Linked DNA regions of Homo sapiens: region 2 is linked to region 1. A link is a loop called in an ENCODE intact Hi-C map of the cell type or tissue named here. Cell type or tissue: gastrocnemius medialis. All regions are shown on one strand.

What was found. A loop is a pair of places that touch in the nucleus more often than their neighbours do. Peaks named below come from ENCODE experiments on the same cell type or tissue, not always from the same donor. Only the 100,000 strongest peaks of a DNase experiment are listed, where the experiment ranks them.
Region 2: a loop joins it to region 1, with 2.4 times the contacts of the local background. A loop is called at or near these places in 20 of 110 quality-filtered maps.

The regions. Positions count from the first base shown.
Region 1 is chr12:68,369,763-68,377,762 of GRCh38, forward strand. No RefSeq gene overlaps it. Among named protein-coding and RNA genes, the nearest start is that of MDM1, 41 kb to the left of the region's middle. RefSeq lists an enhancer at 4,398-4,527. In gastrocnemius medialis, no CTCF peak of the experiment used is centred here; DNase peaks (open chromatin) are centred at 589, 4,183 and 4,689; H3K4me3 peaks cover 1,103 bases; H3K27ac peaks cover 5,587 bases.
Region 2 is chr12:68,437,167-68,445,166 of GRCh38, forward strand. It overlaps LINC02384 (long intergenic non-protein coding RNA 2384), which reads right to left. Exons shown (of 4, transcript NR_120458.1): 2 at 4,898-4,975. Among named protein-coding and RNA genes, the nearest start is that of LINC02384, 10 kb to the right of the region's middle. In gastrocnemius medialis, no CTCF peak of the experiment used is centred here; a DNase peak (open chromatin) is centred at 3,095; H3K27ac peaks cover 2,026 bases.

The DNA.
Region 1 (8,000 bases):
CTATTCAAAATGTGCCACACTAAGTTTGTTGTAAATTTAATTCAGTTATAACAGCTGGATCTATGCTGGGCCATTTGCTCACAATCAAAACAAAAAAAAGGACACCCTTCCTCCCCATTCCAGGAAGAAGAGAAATGGTATCGCTAACATGCCTCATGTTACAGTCTCCTGAGTTGTCCAGCTCCCCATTTGCACTTTTCTATATTACTCTGTGCTACTCACAAACCTCTCAGCTCCGTGGATCCCATAAATTCCCAGGTTTGCTCAAGGGCCCGGACTGGGCAAAGGGAAATAGGTCCCTCTGGGCAAACAATGATGTGGCTTAACTGCGCTGACAAATGCTGATCAAATGGCTGGCATTCCCCAGTGGGAAGGGAAGGCAAAGAAAGGGAAGCAGGCAGCAAGCAGGTGGGTGAGAAGGAAGTTGTTTGCACTTGAAATGGTCGGTGACAAGATATTCCCATAAACCACCAGATGTCATTCAGATCTACTGTCATCCTAAAAAATGGCAGCTCCAGAGCCTGCCTGTTTCAGCAGCGAGGTTTCACATCTGGGTCAGCCACTAGGCTGGATGTCAAAACACAAGGAAACATGATAACTCGGGGAGTGTAGTCATATGTTTGCTGACTGATAATCATAGGGTCCCAAAACAACAGGCTTGGAAGGAGTCTAGTCCCCCACACCCAGCAGGGAGTATTCGGTCATAGGGTTAAGACAAAACCATGCACAAGAACTCACCATGTGGATTCCCCACTCCCAACTCCACTCCCACTCACAAATATCTTAGACATACTCTGCCAGGGCACGGAGGCGTATCCCAGTGTCCCATCGAAGCAAAACTATCATGGGCCTCCTACTGCCCTAAGAGTGAAATCCAAACCCATGACCAGGGCCTGCAAAGCCTGGCAAACCTCTCCTGGTGCTGCTGCCCCCTTGTTCACCTGACTCAGCCCCTCTGGGCTCCTTTCCACCCCTTTTCCCTTTCTCAGAGCCTCTGCACATGACGTTCCCTCCGCCTATACACCTCTGACACCACCTATCCTCACAAACAGCCCCAGTTCTGCACACATGTCCCAGGGCCTTCCACTCCTTCAGTCACCCAGCTAATGCTATGGAGGCCTGCAGTGCCCAGGCACAGCAGTGAACAGCAAAGCCCTGCCCTCGTGGAGCTTACATTCAAGTTGGAGGAGACTGGAAATAAACAAATAAACCAGGAAAGAGTAAAATATTCTGTCAGTTGGTGTTAAGTACTGTGGAGATGAAAGCACAGCAAGGAGTGAAGGGGGTAAGCAAGGGTGAGGGAGGGGGGTATTACTTCCTTATCAAAAGATCTTTCCCGAGGTTCTCTCTCTTAGCCTTCATCTATTTCCTTCCTAATGCCCATCACAATGTGTAACTTTCTATTGTATGGGTTTGTTTGTTGTTATTTTTAATCTGTTATCCCCACTAGTATGTAAAGTCCATGTACGTAGGAACTACTGCTGCCTTCTTTTCCATGTTTCCCAGCACTTATGGCTGGACTAGTAGGTCCTTGATAAATTTGTTGGATGAATGGAGGAAGGAAGGCAGGAAGGAATTGAGGGAGGGAGGGAAAAAGGGAGATGGGGAGGGAGGGAGAGGCTGAGAACTACAGGGAGAAGCAAAGAAATCAGAGAGCCAAGGACAGGACAAGGTGAGTGGGAAGATGGTCTTGGTGGACAGCCCTCAGAGAGCGGTATGTGCAGGCGCATGCACGTGTGTGTGTGTGTTTGTGTACGCATGTGTGTGTGTGTGCATGTGTGTGTATTGATGGAAGGGTAGGAAATGCAAGTGGAGGTTGCCCTAGGTCCATTTAAAGAGTTTGAAATAGAATAAATAGCAACTGAAGAGTTGTCTCACTCCCCTAAAAGGAGGAAACATGCTCAGAGTGATTAAATATGCTATCCAAGGTTGCACAGCCTGAGGGGGTGAGAACCAGGAAAGTTTGCCCTCCACAAACTGGAGCTGAAACACTGCCCTTGGAAGGGAGTGAGAACAGGGGCAAGTGTTGGCCTGAGTACTCAGTGCTGCTGCCTTTGGGATGTCCAGGTTCTTCAAGAGATTTTAGTGGTTGAGAAGGAAGTGACCTTGGTGAGGTTAAGTGAAATGGGCATTTCATAAATTGCTGGTGCCAACAGAAATTGATAACACTTTGAGAAGGCAGTTAGGCACCGAGCATTAGGAATTTCAAATGCTGACTGACTTTGAAATTTTACTTTAGGTATTGTAAGGGAATACTTCAAAACATGAAAAAACTTTATGCCCAAAGATATCCAGATATTTATAGCAAAATTATTCATAATTTGCAAGAAGCTAAACCACCTAAAATGTCTAAATATCCAACAATAGAAGATTAGTAAGCGAGAATATATCTACTTGATGGAATAGTATGCAGTTATTAAAAATAAAGTATATGAAGATTGGGTAAAAGTGAAAATACTTAACACAATGTTAAGTAAAAAGAATTGAGATTAATATTTTTACATGATATGATCTATAACATTATATTTGCATAATTATTATATCTATGTAAAATAGAAAACACAGTGTAGACTGGGAGCGGTGGCTCAGCCTGTAATTCTAGCACTTTGGGAGACTGAGGCGGGTGGATCAGCTGAGGTCAGGAGTTCCGAGACAAGCCTGGCCAACATGGTGAAACCCAGTCTGTACTAAAAATACAAAAATTAGCCAGGCGTGGTGGTACTTGCCTGTAATCCCAGCTACTCGGGAGGCTGAGGCAGGAGAATTGCTTATCCCTGGAGGCAGAGGTTGCAGTGATCTGGGATCACGCCACTGCACTCCAGCCTGGGCGACAGAGTGAGACTCTGTCTCAAAAAAAAAAAAAGTGATTAAAGCAAAATTAAGAGGAGATGTTTCTAGCACACCATAAAAAATACCATTTTTGTCAATTAAAAACAAATTTTAATAAAGAAAATATTTTTAAAATATAAATAATGGTCAATCTAAATTCTCTTTGACCACTCTTTATTGAGCTGTGTGCCATGAGCCAGGCACTGGGCTAAGCACTGAGGTTAGAAAGATGCCGTCACAAAGAAGCACTAAAATACTGCATGATGAGCTACATGACAAGAGAAATGTATGGGTTTTTGAAGCACACAAGAGGACCTCCAAACTCAGATTTGGTAGAGAAAAGGGGAAGGACAGTCAGGAAAAGTTTTTTAGGGGAAATACTATCTAAATGCTGAATCAAAGAGAAAATGTATGAAAAAACAGATGAACACAGACAAGGAAACAGAGTAAAAGAGAGAAAGAATAGACCCAAGAAAGGTCGCGAGGTTTCCAAGCAGAGTGAACCTGAGAAGGTGCAGCTTGTTTGAAGAATTGAGGGAAATTCCATTTGGCACAAGCGTAATATTATGGGGGGTCGGGGTGGGGCTAGGAAGCTGAAGACATAAGCAGAACCAATCCTGTGGAGCAGTTTGGACACTAAAGGCAACAGGAAGCCTTTGAAGTGTTTTCAGATCTGTGCTTTAGAAAGATCTCTTCCTGGCACCGTGACTGGATTGGATGCAAGGCTGGAGAGAATGGTGCAGGTTTAAAGCTATGTGATAATCCAGGAGAAAGAGAAGGGTGGATTTGTGTTTGGGTAAAGGGACTGTGGGTAGTTTTTCTTTTGTTTTTTTCTTTTTTTTTTTTTTTTTGAGACGGAGTCTCGCTCTATCGCCCAGGCTGGAGTGCAGTGGCGAGATCTCCGCTCACTGCAAGCTCCGCCTCCCAGGTTCACGCCATTCTCCTGCCTCAGCCTCCCGAGTAGCTGGGACTACAGGCGCCCGCCACCACGCCCAGCTAATTTTTTTGTATTTTTTTTTTTTGTAGTAGAGACGGGGTTTCACCGTACTAGCCAGGATGGTCTCGATCTCCTGACCTCATGATCCGCCCGCCTCGGCCTCCCAAAGTGCTGGGATTACAGGTGTGAGCCACCACGCCCGGCGGACTGTGGGTAGTTTTTCTACCTTCATATTTTCTAGCATTTCCAAACTTTGTTTAATGACCATGTGTTATTTTCATAATGGGAAAAAAAAAACATGGTTTAAGGAAGATGAGCCTTATAGTGTTCTGCCTGAAAGTCCCTCAGAGCCTTTGGGACTTGCTAAGCCAGAGGCCTCTGTGTCTGTACAAGAACTCACACCCACGTGCTGACCTATAATGTCCCAGGTTCTGCCCACAGTCTACACTGAGAGGGTGTAATTTTCCATAGGCCAGGGACTCAAGTAAAAGCAGAAGTTGGCAGATGTAACAGCAACTGAGTGGGAAGAGAGAAGAGAGATGGCCTCCAACTCATACATAAAATCCAAGCGTTCATTCATTCATTTATCTATTCACCAATATTAAGCACCCACTGTGTAGGAGGCACTGTTCTAGGCGCTGCAGATACAGAAGTAAACAAAATGACAAAGTCCTAGTTACACATTCTAGGAAATAAGATAGACCATCTATGAATTAAGATTCAGCTAACTGTACTCCCTCCCTCATTTGAAGAAGTAGAGCCGCATGCCATACTGCTATTTACTGACAAGAGTGGTTTAGGAAACTTTGCGAAGTAATTACAGGTTTGATGACTCATAGCCATACTAAATGTGGCACCTGTAAACAGATACCTATGCGTGCCATGGTGTTTGTGACTGGGTTGGCTGGGTTGGGTATCACTGTTTCTAGAACAGGGCTTTCAGTATCGATTTCATATGTACCTATGTACACTTACAAATGTAACTCAAACTTCGCCTGATCTGGCCAGCCAGTGAGTACAAATGAGCTTACGCTAAAATAACAGCACACATTTCAGTAATGTGTTCTGCCAACCACATAAATGGAGACCTTTGCAATCTTTTCTCCCATGCTTGTATTTGGGAGCATCCAAGGGCATCTCGTGTGTTCACAAACACGCTTCTTATTTATGTTCTAGCAACCCAGCTACAGAAATAGCCATTTGGAGCAGCTTCTCAGCCCAGCCCTTCGTAGGCATTCTGTTTTCTTGCCCAGGAAGCGGTTTAAGAAATCCCCCAAACTACAGCTCTGGGGACAGAAAAACTCTCTTCTGTGGAGAAAGTATCCCTTTCCCCTAACACTGTGGAAAGACCGAGCTGAGCCAGTTCAGGTCAAGTGTTAGGACTCTGTAAGCACTAGCTCTAGAAGCAACTAACAATGTCTGGGTTTACCCTGAGCAATGTTGCTTGTGAATCTTTGTCTCAGGGAGTTTCTTGTAAAAATCAGCACCTTCAGCTTCCGCCTGCAGACCCCTCTCTGCTGAGCACAAACCTAGTCCACAGGCTGGTCTGGGGAGCAGCCTCATGGTGCCTTCTCCACATTCTCAGCTCCAAGCCCCAGGCACAAATCTCCCCTCGGGTCACCAGACAGGCCTGGGCATGGCTAAATCTCAATTAAAGGCAAACAGGATGCGGAAAAATCAGTTTTAAAAAGATCAGGCAAGGTTTAGGAGAATATGAGGGCAGAAAAATCCATCCCATACCACTGAGAAAGGAGGAATTTACAGAGAAGAGAGCAGGCTGGAAACAGCATTAAGCCACTCAGGACACAGTGAATCAGAATGCAAATGGACCGACCCAAATAGGTACCTCCTCCCCATGCTGCTGGGTCCACTCTGTCTCACACATAACCCTCTGTCTTAGAACTGCTATAGAGGACAGAAGGCCTCAGAGAACCAGGAATGGAAGACAGAAGAGAGATTGCCAGGAACCATTTCTAAATTTTAATTCTGTAAGTTATAATCCAAGTTTTCTTTGATAGCAAGTTTTCCCCTGGAGAGACAGGTTAAGGGACCTTTCAGATGACACCTTCTGTCCCTTTCTCAGCGCTAGAAGGTCAGTTCAGGAACCTACTGTTAGTTCCAATGCCCTTGATTGAAGTTAGCAATTTACAGAAATAGACTCAAATCCCCCTTCAAGCTGGAGATCCTGGAGAGAATGCCCAGAGACAGAATGGGCCATCTCCAAGGCCAACTCAAATGCTGCCTGCTCCATGAAGCCCATCTGGAGCTCTCACTTTCAGATCCATACTCCTTCATCTTTTTCTCCTTCTTATTAAGCTCTAGGAGATGTTGTTTTTGGCTCCCTTCACCCTCTGGTGTAGTGATTAACCTCTCCTGTGGCAGATGGCAGACCTCATTGCAGCATCCCTGCAGCCCCATGCAAAGCCTCCCTCCTGTAACAGACACTCAGTAGGCAATTATCGAGTCAAGTATGGTCCCAGAGAATTACTTATGAAGATGACTCCTGCAAAAGTGGTGAGGGATTTTCTGGCACTGTCTTTTCTGAAGTCCCTGCTAGCACATGTTATTGTAATTGTCAGGATGTTCTCCAAAAGGGATAATGGCCTATCCAGAGCTGATACCCAGCCAGTTCAAATCTCTGCTGCATAAAGGCCTACACCTGTTCTGATTAGCCAGGGCCTTCTCCTTGGCCACTCCCACACACTCCTATGGTCTAGGTTCTCTGGACTCCTCACTGCCTTTGCATACTCTCTTCCTTCTTCCCCCATTAGGCAGCCCATATGCATCCTTTGAAGCCCAGCTTAACAGTGGCCTCCTGTGTGGAATCCCTCTGGCCTCTCCTCCCAGCGGAGGGAACACTCTTTCCTCTATGTTCCCTAGCACCCTGCACACTCCCATACAGCCCTTCTTCTATGCTGAGATTGTTTTTGTTCCCAGCCCCCCATCTTATGTGAGCTTACGTTTGACTCGTCTTGGCAGATCCAGCAAAACACATTGCCTGGCAGAAGCAGGAACTCAACAAATGTTTCTTGAATGAATGAATGAATGAATGGGCATGACTCTTGCAAATGTTTTCTAAAAAAGATGGCAAGGAAATCCCCTGAGACACTCAAAATTAACATTCCTATTAGTTTGTTATATACAGATTCATGTCTTGCTTTTTAAATTTAAAAATAATAAGGGCTAGGATTGAGGCCTTGCTAGGTGCTGAGTGTTTTACAAGCATTGTCTTGTTAGAATCCAAACAACCACCTGAGGCAGAGATAATTTTTACTTTATTTTACAGTTGAATTAACAGAAACTGAGAAAGGTTAAGAAATGTGTTCAGATGCATATAGTTGGTAAGTGGGAGTGTGTTTGGCTTGAAAGCCTGTGCTCTCGACTGTCTCACTTTCCATCTAACACACATTACAGTCAGGACATTTTCCTATGTCATTAAGCTATTTTTAATGCCTTTATTATATAAAGGAGAAGCTTCTACACATGACTGACTGTAGTGCCTTATTATTCAAAGTGCGGTGCGCTCACCAGGCACGCTTACCACTTGGGAGCTTGTTAGAAATGCAGGATCTCAGGTTCCGTCCCAGATGTACTTACTTAATCTGAGTCTGCATTTTAGCAAGATCCTTAGTGACATGTAAGTACATTGAAGTCTGAGAAGCACTGGTTTCTGTCAGGAATCAGCAGACCACAGCACACAGGCCACTCTAGCTGCCCCCGGGCCCCCACTCCGTTTCTGTATTGCCCTGAAGCTAAGAATGGTTTTTACCATTTCAATGGTTGATAATTTTTCAGAAAAGGAATACTATTTTGCAACATGTGGAAATTATATGAAATTCACATTTCAATGTCCATAAATGAAGTTTTATTGAAACAAGTTCATTTATTCACATACTGTCTATGGTTTCTTTTGTGCTACAACAGCAGACTTGAGTAGTTATAATGGACTGTGTGGCCCACAAAGATATTTACTATCTGGTTATTTATGGGAAAAGTTGGCCGACCCCTTTCTAACTCTATCCCTCATCTGTCACCCACAGCTCTATGGTTCAGAATGCAAGTGGAAAAAAGGGCAACCGTCATGTCGGAAGACTAAGAGGGAAAGAGCATCCCAGTGAGACCCAGATTTCAGCTGAGGCCTGAAGGCTGAGGGAATCTACCATGGGGTAAAAGTCCAGAGCGTAGAGGAAATGGGGGTGAACATGAGGTGTGGTAAGGCAGGGGTTAGGAGGCA
Region 2 (8,000 bases), 67 kb after region 1:
CAGCTATGTAATTGCATAGTGTTAGAAACAAGAGAGGTGAGTGGTGTGGAATATAGGTTTAAAAGAAAAGGAAGGTTCTGAGTGTATACTCAAAATAATTGAAAGCAGGGTCTCAAGGAGATATTTGTATACCCGTGTTCATAGCAGCACTATTCACAACAGCGAAAAGGTGGAAGCAGCCCAAGTGTCAATTGACAAATGAATGGAAAAGCAAATGTGATATATATGTACAATGAAATATTACTCACCCTTAAAAAGGAAGGAGATTTTGACATGATACATGCTACAACATGGATGAAACTGGAGGACATTAAGCTAACTGAAATAAGCAAATCACAAAAAGATACTGTATGATTCCACTGATGTGAGGTACCTGGAATAGTCAAATTCATAGAGACAGAAAGTAGAATAGTGGTAGCCAAGAGCTGGACAGTTATCGTTAATGAGCACAGAGTTTCAGTTGGGAAAAATGAAAAATTTCTGGAGGGGGATGACAGCAATGGGTAACAGCAATGTAAATGTAATTAATGCCACAGAACTGCACACTTAAAAATGATTACAATGGTAAATGTTATGAGTATTTTACCACAATAAAAAAAAATTTTTAAGGAAAAAAAAAAGAAAAAGAACTTGAATGTAACATCCCCACTTCACAAACTTAGCACCCCCGTCTTCCACTACCACCACAACCACCACCCACAAAGTCCTCTAAAAGTCTGCTTATTAAGGGGAAAAGAAGGAATCAAAATTGGGAAAGAGCCTTCCAAACTCTTCCAAGATCTGAGCAGCTTCTTTTAGTCATTCTGTTCTCTTTTTTATTTTTCACAATAAATATGGAGTGCTTTTTGTTTTTTGTTTTTTAGACAGAGTCTTGCTGTGTTGCCCAGGCTGGACTGCAGTGGCACGATCTTGGCTCACTGCAGCCTCCACTTCCCAGGTGCAAGTGATTCTCCTGCCCTAGCCTCCCAAGTAGCTGGGATTACAGGCGTACCATCAGATCCAGCCAATTTTTGTATTTTTAGTAAATATGGGGTTTCACCATGTTTGTCAGGCTGGTCTCGAACTCCTGGCCTCAGGCAATCTGCCTGCCTTGGCCTCCCAAAATGCTGGGATTACAGACATGAGCCACTGCACCTGGCCAATAAATATGTATTATATTTGTAATCAGGGGGAGGACAAGGAAAGAATATTATGGCAAAGGAAGAAGTGGCATAAATTCGTCTTCATCTCTGGCCTGAGGTCAAGGCAATTCTTCCCTCAGCCTCACGAGGCTTGAGTTTTTGCTCAGAAGCATGAAATATCATTACCTTTACCTTTCATAGCCCCAGTTTAGGATAAACTCTGGGTCAGCAGTTACATGACTGACCTGAAATGATTTCACTCTGCGGCTGGCAGCGCCAGACTCAGGAGTGACAAACTGAAGTAAATGACTGTGTGAGCAGCTTCTGGTGAGACCAAATAGAAGAACTGCAGCAGATAACTTACTCTTTTTCATTGTTTCTGATTAGATCTTTTCACATTTTGCTTTTGTTTTTGTTTTTTTCTTGGAAAAGACAAGGGTGTCTCATGGAGGCTTTAGGGAAATGGCTGAATTTTAAGGAAATCGAATTGGCTCCCATGATTATCTCAAAGGAGCTGTGGTCGTAAAAGTTAATTAAATTAGATTCATTTGCATATTCAAGACCATTCCCTTCCTTCACTTTAAAGGCAGAGAAAGAAAATGTGTCCCAGCCTCCTCACTGGGATTATGACACACAACATGTCCAGATCACTCTGTTTGTATGCTGGAACTTAGTCGGACTAGCAGGCTATTTTTTAAATCCTTTTTCCTAGCTTGTATTCTCCACATTTTAAGGTAAGTGTCAATACAAACGTTAAATTAGTATGCATTGCAGTTCTTGCTTTGAAATATAGAATAAATCCTTTAGAGAAAGAGATTGCCGTGCTTAAAGACTGAGGTAATTTTCTAAACAAAAGGTGAATTCAGAACACTAAGTAGAAGATGAACTAGCAACATTTACAGCCACAAGACTGTGTAGAAGCATTTTGCATTTGTGTATGTATTGGCAACAACGGCATCTATAGCTTTATTTATTATGGGTCAGAGGAACGGAACGATTGGACCCTAAGAGGATGTCTAGTCTACCCTGCTGCCTGGAGTAGGCCTAAAATAACCGGCTAAAATGGAACTCTGGCCTGTTTTCTGAAGCCGCTAGGGAAGGTGTTTCCACAACCTTCCTCTGTTATGTGACCCATTTTTAACAATCTTTAATATCATACCAGAAAACATTGCCTTATATCCAACCTATATCCCCTCTGCTATTGATTTACTGTTTACTCTCACATGCATACAATGCAAATGTGAGCAGTCGCACTCAGCCCCTCCACCCTGCTCATTTGCATATTTCTTTGGAGTATCAACTAATGCCTACAGATTAAAGGGAGTGTCTACCCTACTTCCTTCAGCCACACATGCCTGTTAATACAAGTAAGGCTATATCATTATCTTCATTCTTCCATAAGAAGACAGGGTTAATTTATTTTTTTTCTTTAATGAACACAAATGTGCCAGACAGACCCTATGCTAGGTTCTTGGGAAACAGTGGCGGACAGGGCAGACCAAGATCCTGCCCTCACGTGTGGAACTCAGACATAATACAAATAATTACCAGTATGATGAAGACTACAAAGAAGTATAGGTTACTAAGAAATTACACAATAGGCTGAGCTAACATAGGCTGGGAGGATAGGAAAGCTTTCTAAACAAAGCTATGTTTCACCTGAAACCTGAAGAATAGGAAATATCAAAGTAGAGAAGGGAATTCAAGGTAGAAGGAACAGCATATGAATGGCCCCTATCATGAGAGTGTGGCCTGTTTGAGAATTGACAATGGAGTTCAGACAGCAGGACAAAAGTAGCTGTGATCAAGCTATGGAATCTTCAGACATTACTCACTGTCCACACTTGCTTGGCTGTGACTGAAACCTAATGCCTTGGTCCTGCTTTGTACAATTTTAGAACTCTGAGCAACTGGATGCTTAGCGACAAGGATTAGGCACCTGGAGTAAGAATGGACAAAAAGAGCCCTCATTTCAGTGCTCAGAAGGCCTGGAATGTTCCAGTGGCCTCAGTGAGTCAGCATGGTGTTGTGCAGCATTGGTGAGCTCGTTCCCAGAGTATTCGGGTGCTACACAGTCTTCAGCAAGTCACACTTGCAGGGTCTCCGACCTCACTTCTGTAAAGTGAGGAGGTTAGATATGGGCTTTTCTAACTCACCTTCTGGAATCAGTTAGCAACAATAGTCCCCATACAGTTCTTAAGTGGGTCACATTATTACTGAGCTAACCTACATTTGCTAGTGGGCGGAGGGGATTATTCAGACAGCCAGCAGGCCTGTCTCCAATTTGCTTTTTTGTTTTTGGGTTTTTTTTTTTTTATTTTTTTTGGTTTGGTCTTTTAGTATTTTTTTAATCATGGTAAAATATAGATGACATAAAACTTACCATTTTAACCATTTTTAAGTGTACAATTCAGTGGCATTAATTATACAATTTCAATATTGTAAGCCATTACCACTATCTATTTCTGAAAATGTTTCATTCCAATGCACTTTTTATTTTTTTTTTTGAGACAAAGTCTCACTCTGTCTCCCAGGCTGGAGTGCAGTGGCACGATCTCAGCTCACTGCAACCTCCACCTCCCAGATTCAAGCAATTCTCCTGCCTCAACCTCCCAAGTAGCTGAGATTACAGGTGTGTTCCACCATACCTGGTTAATTTTTGTATTTTTAGTAGAGACAGGGATTCACAATGTTGGCCATGCTGGTCTCAAACTCCTAACCTCAAGTGATCTGCCAGCCTCAGTCTCCCAAAGTGCTGGGATTACAAGCGTGAGCCACCGTGCCCGGCCCAATGCACTTTTAAAATAATCTGGGCAAGTTCTACGAGGATCCTCACAACTCATGAACCTGGCTTTCTATCATGATTCCTGATTTGGAACTTGAGAAATCAGGTACTGCTCTTAAAGCAAACAAGGCTTCTTACTCCCATTGTATGAAAATGAGTAAAAAGGGGAAAGATAAACTATTGAGCAAACTGCTGAGTAAATGGCAGTTAAATCCCCCTTTGCCTCTGGAGAAGTCACCTTGTTCAAGATCATAATGCTTAATAACGCTGAGACCTAAAACAGATAAAGGACACAACAAAAAAAGGAAACCACAGACCAATATCCTTCATGAACACAGATGCAAAAATCCTCAACAACATCTAGCAAACTGAATCCAACAACACATCTAAAAGATTATATGCCACAATCAAGTGAGATTCATACCAGGGATGCAAGCCTGGTTCAACATATACAAATCAATACAAGTATTACCTCACATCAACAGATGAAGTACAAAAATCACATGATCATATGAATAGATGAAGATAAAGCATTTGATAAAATTCAGCTTCACTTCGTGATAAAAACTTTAAATAAATTAGGTATGAAAAGAAAATACCTCAACGTAATAAAAACCATATATGACAAACCCACAGCTAACATTAAACTGAGCTGGAAAAATCTGAAATCTTCTCCCCTAAGAACTGGAACAAGACAAGGATGCCCACTCTTACCACTCTTATTCAATATAGTACTAAAAGGCCCAGCCAGAGCAACTGGGCAAGAGAAAGAAACAAAAGGCATCCAAACTGGAAAGGAGAAAGTAAAATTGTTCCTGTTTGTAGATATGATCGTATGTATAGAATAACCTAAAGACTCTACCGGAAACTTTTAGAGCTGATAAATGAATTCAGTAAAGTTGCAGAATGCAAAATTATGTTAGTCTGTTTTCACACTGCTGATAAAGACATACCCAAGACTGGGAAGAAAAAGAGGTATAATTGGACTTACAGTTCCACGTGGCTGGGGAGGACTTAGAATCATGGTGGGAGGCAAAAGGTCCTTCTTACACGGCGGCAGCAAGAGAAACTGAGGAAGAAGCAAAAGCAGAAACCCCTGATAAACCCACCAGATCTTGTGAGACTTATTCAATATCACGGAATAGCATGGGAAAGACTGGCCCCCATGATTCAATTACCTCCCCCTGGGTCCCTCCCATAACATGTGGGAATTCTGGGCGATACAATTCAGTTGAAATTTGAATGGGGACACAGCCAAACCATATCGTTCCGCCCCTGGCCCTTCCAAATCTCATGCCCTCACATTTCAAAACCAATCATGCCTTCCCAACAGTTCCCCAAAGTCTTAACTCATTTCAGAATTAACCCAAAAGTCCACAGTTCAAAGTCTCATCTGAGACAAGGAAAGTCCCTTCTGTCTATAAGCTTGTAAAGTCAAAAACAAGCTAGTTACTTCCTAGATACAATGGGGGTAAAAGTATTGGGTAAACACAGTTGTTCCAAATGGGAGAAATTGGCAAAAAAAAAAAAAAGGCGGGGGTGGTGTTACAGGGCCCATGCAAGTCCAAAATCCAGCAGGGCAGTCAAATTTTAAAGCTCCCAAATGATCTTCTTTGACTCCAGGTCTCATATCCAGGTCACACTGATGCAAGAGGTGGGTTACCGTGGTCTTGGGCAGCTCCTCCCCTATGGTTTTGCAGGGTACAGCCTCCCTCTCAGCTGCTTTTATAGGCTGTTGTTGAGTGTCTGTGGCTTTTCCAGGAGCACGGTGCAAGCTGTCAGTGGATTTAACATTCTGGGGTCTGGAGAAAGGTGGCCTTCTTCTCACAGTTCCACTAGGCAGTGCCCCAGTAGGAACTCTGTGTGGGGGCTCTGACCCCACATTTCCCTTCTGCACTGCCATAGCAGAGGTGCTCCATTAGGGCCCCACTCCTGCAGCAAACCTTTGCCTGGGCATCCAAGCATTTCCATACATCTTCTGAAATCTAGGCGAAGGTTCCCAACCCTCAATTCTTGACTTCTACGCATCCACAGGCTCAACACCATGTGGAAGCTACCAAGGCTTGGGGATTCCACCCTCTGAAGCCACAGCCCAAGCTATATGTTAGCCCCTTTCAGCCACAGCTGGAGTGGCTGGGACACAGGGCACAAAGTCCCTAGGCTGCACACAGCACAGGGACCCCAGGCCACTTTTTCCTTCTGGTCCTCTAGGCCTGTGATGGGAGGGACTGCCGTGAAGGTCTCTGACATGGCCTGGAGACATTTCTCCATGTTCTTGGGTATTAACATTAGGCTCCTTGCTACTTATGCAAATTTCTGCAGCTGGCTTGAATTTCTCTCCAGAAAGTGGATTTTTCTTTTCTACTGCATTGTCAGGCTGCAAATTTTCTGAACTTTCATGCTCTGTTTCCCTTTTTAAATGGAATGCTTTTAACAGCACCCAAGTCACCTTTTGAATGCTTTGCTGCTTAGGAATTTCTTCCGCCAGATACCCTAAATCATCTCTCTCAAGTTCCAAGTTCCACAGATCTCCAGGGCAGGGATAAAATGCTGCAAGTCTCTTTGCTAAAACATAACAAGAGTCACCTTTGCTCTGGTCCCCAACAAGTTCCTCATCTCCATCTGAGACCACCTCAGCCTGGACCTTATTGTTCATATCACTGTCAGCATTTTTGTCAAAGCCATTCAACAAGTCTCTAGGAGGTTCCAAACTTCCCCACATTTTCTTGTCTTCTTCTGAGCTCTCCAAACTGTTCCAACCTCTGCCTGTTACCCAGTTCCAAAGTTGCTTCCACATTTTTGAGTATCTTTTCAGCAACACCCCACTCTCGGTACCAATTTACTGTATTAGTCCATTTTCATGCTGCTGATAAAGACATACCCAAGACTGGAAAGAAAAAGAGGTTTAATTGAACTTACAGTCCCACGTGGCTGAAGAGGCCTCAGGATCATGGTGGGAGGCAAAAGGTATTTCTTACATGGCAGTGGCAAGAGAAAATGAGGAAGAAGCAAAAGCAGAAACCCCTGATAAACCCATCAGATCTCATGAGACTTATTCACTATCATGAGAATAGCATGGGAAAGACCAGCCCACGTGATTCAATTACCTCCCCCTAGGTCACTCCCGCAACATGTGGGAATTCTGGGAGATATAATTCAGCTGAGATTTGAATGGGGACACAGCCAAACCATATCAAAAATTAACATACAAAAATCAGTAGCATCTTTATATACAAACAACAAACTAGCTGAAAAATAAATCAAGAAAGCAACCTCATTTACAATAAGTACACACACATACACACACACACTCTACCTAGGAATGCATTTAATCTAGGAGGTGAAAGACATCTACAAAGAAAACTGTAAAACAGTGATGAAAGAAATTGAAGGGGACACAAAAAAATGAAAAGAAATTCCATGTTCAGAGACTGAGAAAATTAATATTGTTAAATGACTGTACTACCCAAAGAAATATACACTGCAATCCCTATTAGAACAGCAATGACATTCTTCAGTGAAATAGAAAAACACAACACTAAAATTTTTATGAGACATAAGTAATCCTAAGCCAAAGTAATCCTAAGCAAAGGAATAAAGCTGGTGGCATCATACTACCAGACTTCAAAACATACTACAAAGCTATAGTAACCAAAATGGCAAGGTACTGGTATAAAAACACACACATAGAACAATGGAACAGAATTGCTCACTGAGAACAATTCTGAGGATCCAGAAATGAATCCATGTATCTATAGCCAACTGCTTTTGACAAAGGCACCAAGAATATTCATAGGGGAAAAGACAGTCTCTACAATAAATGGTGCTGGGAAAACTGGATATCCATATGCAGAAGAATGAACCTAGACCCCCACATCTCACCTATACACAAACCAACCCTAAATGAATTAAACACCTAAAAGTAAGACCCAAAACTATAAAACTACTAGAAGAAAATAAAGAGGAAATGCTTCAGGACATTAGTCTGGGAAAAGACTTTATGAATGAGACCTCAAAAACACAAGACACAAAAGCAAAAATAAATAGAATGATATCAAACTAAAAAGCTTCTGGGTAGCGAAAAAGAAAAACAA